Linked DNA regions of Homo sapiens: region 1 is linked to region 2. Evidence: chromatin contacts called from ENCODE Hi-C data. All regions are on one chromosome and are shown on one strand. Each heading gives the region's core, a stretch centred on a gene start or an enhancer-like site at or near the end of the contact. The rest is flanking DNA. Distances are from core to core; before and after follow the strand shown. Region 1 holds the start of HMSD (histocompatibility minor serpin domain containing). Region 2 holds the start of ZCCHC2 (zinc finger CCHC-type containing 2).

Region 1 (2,810 bases), core at 19-2,518, 1.4 Mb before region 2:
CTGTGCCTGTCAACCTAGGTGCCTATAGTCACTATTCCTACACAGCAGTCGTATATGAATCATCACACAGCATTTCTTGTAAACATTATTGAAATTATTTCCTGCCTCCTTTAAACTCATCTTACATTTTTTTTTTTTTTTTTTTTTTTTTTTGAGAGAGAGTCTCGCTTTGTCCCTCAGGCTGGAGTGCAGTGGTGCAATCTTGGCTCACTGCAACCTCTGCCTCCCAGGTTCAAGCGATTCTTCTGCCTCAGCCTCCTGAGTAGCTGGGACTACAGGCCCATGTCACGACACCCGGCTAATTTTTGTATTTTTAGTAGAGACTGGGTTTCACCATATTGGCCAGGCTGGGTCTCGAACTCCTGACCTCGTGATCCGCCCCCCTCAGCCTCCCAAAGTGCTGGGATTACAAGCGTGAGCCACCGCGCCTGGCCCATTTTACTTGTTTTATCTGAATTTACTAAAGGACTCTTTCTTGGCTTTGTTGTAACATGTATTTCAATTAACACATACTGGTTTTTGTTCTTGAGCAAATTCTCACAACTTGTCTACTGGGAATCTCTGTAAATTGGTTACTTTCTTTTTACACTATCCCAACACTTTTGCTTTCTGGCAACAGTATCGTCCTCATTTTGATTTTTTTCCAGTCCAAAAACATACTATCAACGCCTCTCCTGGTTTCTTTTAAAGGAGGAGGAATGTCAAGTACAAATTCTGAATACTGAGAGCATACGAGTTTCGGTACCGACAAATAAATACTGCTGCTGTTGTTTTTCCTGGAGGTCCCAGGCCTCACAGCCCCTTCCAGCGCCCAACATAAACTTCACCAGGGTGGGAGGCCTCATTGTACCTACTTCCAGCTCCTGCAGGATGAGTGGAGCCCAGGCAGGACTTTCACCCCCCAGCTCCGCGCCCATTCGCCCTGGCCTCCCCTCCCCGCGCCTGGACCCATAGGGCACACAGCCAAGTGCAGCCAAGTCCCTGCCCTTAGGGAGCCCCCGCCAGAGACCGAGTAAAGAAGGACAGCCCCAGGGAAAGGTCTGGAGCAACAGGTGCGCTGAGCACTTCACTGGGCTTCCCTTTCGTAGGTTCCCGCCCTTTTCCTGGGCTCAAGAGCAGGTAACGAGAATCCAGCGTGTGGGAACCACTCCCAAAGTCAAACACCTACCCCAGTTCTCCGCGCAGCTGCCCAGGAGCGAAGTGAGACCGGGTCGGAGAGGCGGGAATAGAGATGTCTGAGCGGCGCCGGGTGTTAGTTCCCAGTGAATGGGGAGGCGGGCGGAGTCGGGCCCAGCCAGGCACCACCTAGCGGGCGCCTGGGCAGGAGGGCGGGGCGGGTCCCGCAGGCCGCGGGGATCTCCTGATGTGCAGGAAGTGGCCAATCTCTGTGCAGGAAAAAGCCCCAACTGTCCGGGAGTTTTCAGTCAAGAAGCGATAATGCGCTTTGGCTATTTGGGGTTTTTCGTGGTTCCATACAAATTATAGGGTTTTTTTTTTTTTCTATTTCTGTGAAGAATGACATTGGTATTTTGACAGGGATTGCATTCAATCTGTAAATTGTTTGGGTAGCATTGTACTTTTAACATTAATTATTCCAACCTATGAGCATGAATATGTGTCCATTTTCTGTGTGTGTTCTTCACGTTTTTCTCATCAGTGTTTTATAGTTGTCCTTGTAGAAGTCTTTCACTTTTTTAATTAAATTGATTACTAGGTATTTTATACATCATATTTCTTATAGCTATTGTAAGTGGGATTTCTTTCTTGATTTCTTTTTCAGACTGTTCACTGTAGATGTATAGACATCTTACGGATATTTTATATCCATTTTGTATTCTGCAACTTTACTGATTCATTTATTAGTTCTAGTAGTTTTTGAGGGGAGTCTTTTGGTTTTTCCGATTATAAGATTATACCATTGGTGAGCAAAGCTAATTTTACATCTTTCTTTCCAGTTTGGGTGTCCTTTGTTTCTTTTTCTTGCCTAATTGCCCCGGCCAGGACTTCCAGTCAGATACTGAATAAAGGGGGTGAAACTGGGCATCCTTGTCTTGTTGCAGATCTTATAGGAAAGGTTTTCAATTTTTCCCTGTTCAGTATGATATTAGCAGTGGGTTTTTCATTTTGGTTTTTATTGTTTTGAGGTATATTCCTTCTATACCCAATGTGTTAAGGATTTTTATCATAAAGAGATGTAGGATTTTACTGAATACATTTTCGGCATCTATTGAAATGATCGTGCAGTTTTTGTTGTTGGTTCTTTTAATGCAATGTATCGCATTTATTGATTTGTGTATATTGAATCATACTTGCATACCCGGGTGAATCTCACTTGATCGTGGTGAGTGATCTGTTTAATGTGTTGTTGAATTGGAGTTGCTAGCAATTTTTTGAGGATTTTTTCTGTTTTTTACCTGTTGATATGACGGATTCCTTTGATTTTCAAATGTTGAATTAGTCTTGTACACCTGCAATCAATCTTACTTAGTCACAATGTATAATCCAACTATTTTACACATAGTTTGATTTCATTTGTGAATATGTTGTTCAGGATTTTGCATCTATACTAATGAAAGATATTGGTCTTTAAGTTTCTTTTCTTCTAATGTCTTTGTCTGGTTTTGTTATCAGAGTAATTCCAGCCCTATAGAATGAATTAGAAAGTAGTTCTTCTGCTTCTATCTTCTGAAAGAGATTTAGAGAATTGGAGTAAACGTTTTCTTAATTTGTTTTTAGAATTTACCAGTGAGCCCATCTGGGTCTGGTAATTATTTTAGATGGCTATTAATTATTGATTAATTTTTTTAGTA
Region 2 (3,049 bases), core at 531-3,030:
CCAGGCAGGCGGGGAAGGACGGCGCTGCCTGGGGCTCACTGCGGCTGGCTCTCACACAGGTTCCTCCAGCGCCCGGCGGCTCCCGCACCGAGCGCTGAGATGCTCAGAGCCAAAAACGTCCCGACACTTTTCCTCCGAGAGGGGCCCCGGGCGGGGAGCTCCACGTCTTCCGTGGCAACACCGTGGCACGGAAGGGACTTCTAGAGCATTCTGTGATGGCGGGTGGCTGTGTCTGCCGGGGTGTGGGGTGGGGTGGGGGAGTGGAACGGAGCGGCCCAGCGAGACGAAGCTCAGCCCTCTGGCGCTGGGAGCTGCCGGGTGGGGATTCCGAGCCACCTGCGCCGGGCTGGGGCTCGGGCAAGGGGCGTCCGAGAGCGAGGCCGGGGAGGCCGCCGGGGCAGCGATCGCACCGCGAGTCCAGGGAGGCTCCGTGCGCCTTACCTGGGCCCTGGGGCCGGCAAACTTGCACGGCTCTACCTCCACCTCCGCGTCCTCGGGGCCCCCGCGGAGCGCGGCGCGGAGCCTCTCCAAGTGTTCCCTCAGGGTGACCCGCTGGTGGAAGGAGAAAGCCGGGTGCAGCGAGGCCATGGTGAAGAGCAGCAGCAGTTCCTCCTGGGCCCTGGAGCCAAGCCCGCCGCCGACCCGGGGCTCCACAATGCCGCCTTCCGGGCCTGAGCCGTCCTTCTCGGCGTCCTGCTCGCCGTCGCCGTCCTCGCCGCGCTCGTCCTCCGCGCCGCCCCGCGAGCCCTCGCCCCGGGCCGCGCGCAGGCTTTTGAGCACCGAGTCCACCTGGGGTAGCAGGCGGTGCAGACGGCCAGCGGCCTCCCGGTTCTCCGAGCCCAGCAGCGCCAGGTAGACGATGAGGCGCGAGCGCACCGCGGGCTCTCGGAAGTCGGCCAGCGGCCCCGGGTCCGAGAGGCCGTTGGCCTTGGCCTCCGAGTCGCGCAGGTAGTGGTAGTCCTTGCGCGCCAGGTCCTCCAGGCACGAGCCAAGGAAGCGCAGCTCCAGCGGGTTGCACAGGTCCAGCAGCCCGCACATGAACTCCAGGCGCTGCGCCGAGCCCAGCACCAGCCCGAACCACTCGTATACCCGCTCCTGCTCGCGCAGCGCCGCCGAGGGCCCCCCGCCGCCGCCCGGCATACCCGCCCCCGCCGCCGCTCCACCAGCAACAGGCGGCCCGAGTCCCCGGGGCGGCGGCGGCGGCGGCAGAGGGCCCCGCGACGGGCCCGCGGGCGGCGGCGGCGGCGGCGGGGGGCGGCAGTCGCGGCGGCGGCGCGAAGGCGCCTTCGCGCCCGGCCGCGCGTCCGCCTCGGGCTCCTCCGCCTCGGGCGGCGGCTCCGCGGGGTGCGTTGGCTTCAGCGGCAGCTTCATCCTCAGCATCCTCGGCTAGGGCGGCGCAGACATGCGAGCGGGGGCGGGCGGGAGGGGCCGCGAGGTGGAGCACGGGCCGAGGCGGCGGCGCGGCCGTCAGGAGCGGGGCCCCTCCATGCCGCCGGGGGAGGGCCGGGGCCGGGGGCGGGTCTCGGCCGGCGAGGGGGGCGGTGGCCGGCCGGCGGGGTCGCTGGCGTCGTCTTCCCGGGCTGGGGGCGGGGCGTGCCCGCGACGGCTCCTCCCCCTGGGCTCCTCGCCGGTTCTGGGAGCCCGGGTGCGGGTGGGAGCAAGCGAGCGAGGGTGTCCTCCTTCCGCCTCCCTCTCTCCGCCGTCCGCGCTGAGCCGGGGCGGCGGTGCCTGAGCTGTTCCCTCGCGAGCCGGTGAGGACGGAGCGGCTGGGTGAGGAGGTGGAGCAGCCGGGCCGGGCGGAGAAGCTTGCGGGCTCCGCGCACCTCACCTCCGCCAATCAGCACCGCGAATCGACGGTGACGTCGCTCTCCCCGCCCCCTGGGGGGCCGCCTTTCTCCAGGAAGCCACGCCCAACTGCTGGCCGGCCGCCTCCCTCTCGGCGGCTTCCGTGCGGTCCTAAAGGCTGGTGCTCGGCAGGAGGAGGACGCGGGCTGGGGCCGTGGGGCGGCGTGAGGGTAGCCCGGGAGCGGTGAGGAGCGTGCGAGGCCCACGTGAGCGGAGGGACGCGGCCGCTCTCACCTTTCCTGAGGGCCCTGGCCCGGCTTTGGACTCCTGATTCTCCTCTGCTTGCCAGCTGCCGCCCCGCCTCCGCCAGTGGTGCCCGGGCTGCCTGCGCGGCCGGAGTGAACGCGTCCCGGGAGCAGGGGTTTCTCCGAAGTGAGTGCGCCAGCCCCGGGACGAGCTCGTTCGAGTCCTCACCGCCCAGTGCACTTCCTGAAAGCCGGCGGTGGGCTGTCTCCCACCTTGTGAAACTTTGCCAGGTGTCGCTCACAGGGGACTGGGTCCGGACGCGGGTGGCGGCGCTGGTTTGCGGCCCCGGTTTGCGGCCCCGGCGCCGCGATCCCGGGCCGCGCCCACGCCCAGGCTGGAGGCACCGTGCGCAGGTGGGGACGCGCGGCCGGGAGGTGCGCAGCGGGACCCGGCCGGCCGAGGGTGAGCGCTGCTGGGGACGCTCCTAGTCTGTAACGCTCTGTGAAAATTATTTCCTGGATAGTTTAGGAAAAGCCTCTCCCTTCCCCGCCCCTAAACCTCTATCTTTTGGGAATCATTGATTTGCTAAATGACATTTCGGTGCCTAACCCATTTTGAATCCTTGTTCTGCTGTGAATTTCATGTGACTGGAGGAATTTAATAAGCTACCAACTTGACAGGCTTTAAACTTAAAAAAAAAAAGTTTTGTTACGTTTTTCAGATTTAGGCTTCCAAGATGTTTACACTCGCACTGTTACTTTTTTTTTTTTTTTTTTTTTTTTTTAGCAACATAGTCCAAATTTTTAAAACTCAGCTGGATCTTTTGAGGGTTAATTAAAAGGTGGGTTAAAAAAAATCTTAAGACTTTAAATTTAGAAGTCCTACTACAGCTATGTAGTAGGAGTATGCAGAAAGATAAGAATCACATTGTAACTCTTTGCGGTGGTGCTGGAACATCTGTTGGGAGAGCATATGCTGAACTCTGTTCACCTCACAAGTTTATGTCCTAAGAGGCTCA

Evidence for each region. Hi-C counts contacts between places; a loop is a spot of excess contacts on that map. Pooled maps may share reads with other maps.
Region 1: a pooled map shows a loop between it and region 2 (4-fold over the local background). The contact joins the promoter of HMSD here to the promoter of ZCCHC2 in region 2. A Hi-C loop is called at or near these places in 5 of 37 single-sample maps with no recorded cell type and 7 of 50 pooled maps.

What each region holds. Positions count from the first base shown.
Region 1 is chr18:63,947,759-63,950,568 of GRCh38, reverse strand. It overlaps HMSD (histocompatibility minor serpin domain containing), which reads right to left and starts at 1,268. Exons shown (of 4, transcript NM_001123366.2): 1 at 1,169-1,268. RefSeq lists a silencer at 1,201-1,430.
Region 2 is chr18:62,521,756-62,524,804 of GRCh38, reverse strand. ZCCHC2 (zinc finger CCHC-type containing 2) reads right to left here and starts at 1,780. Exons shown (of 14, transcript NM_017742.6): 1 at 442-1,780. The coding sequence starts at 1,380. RefSeq lists silencers at 1-16, 257-496, 1,387-1,886, 1,917-2,186, 2,417-2,526 and an enhancer at 498-1,071.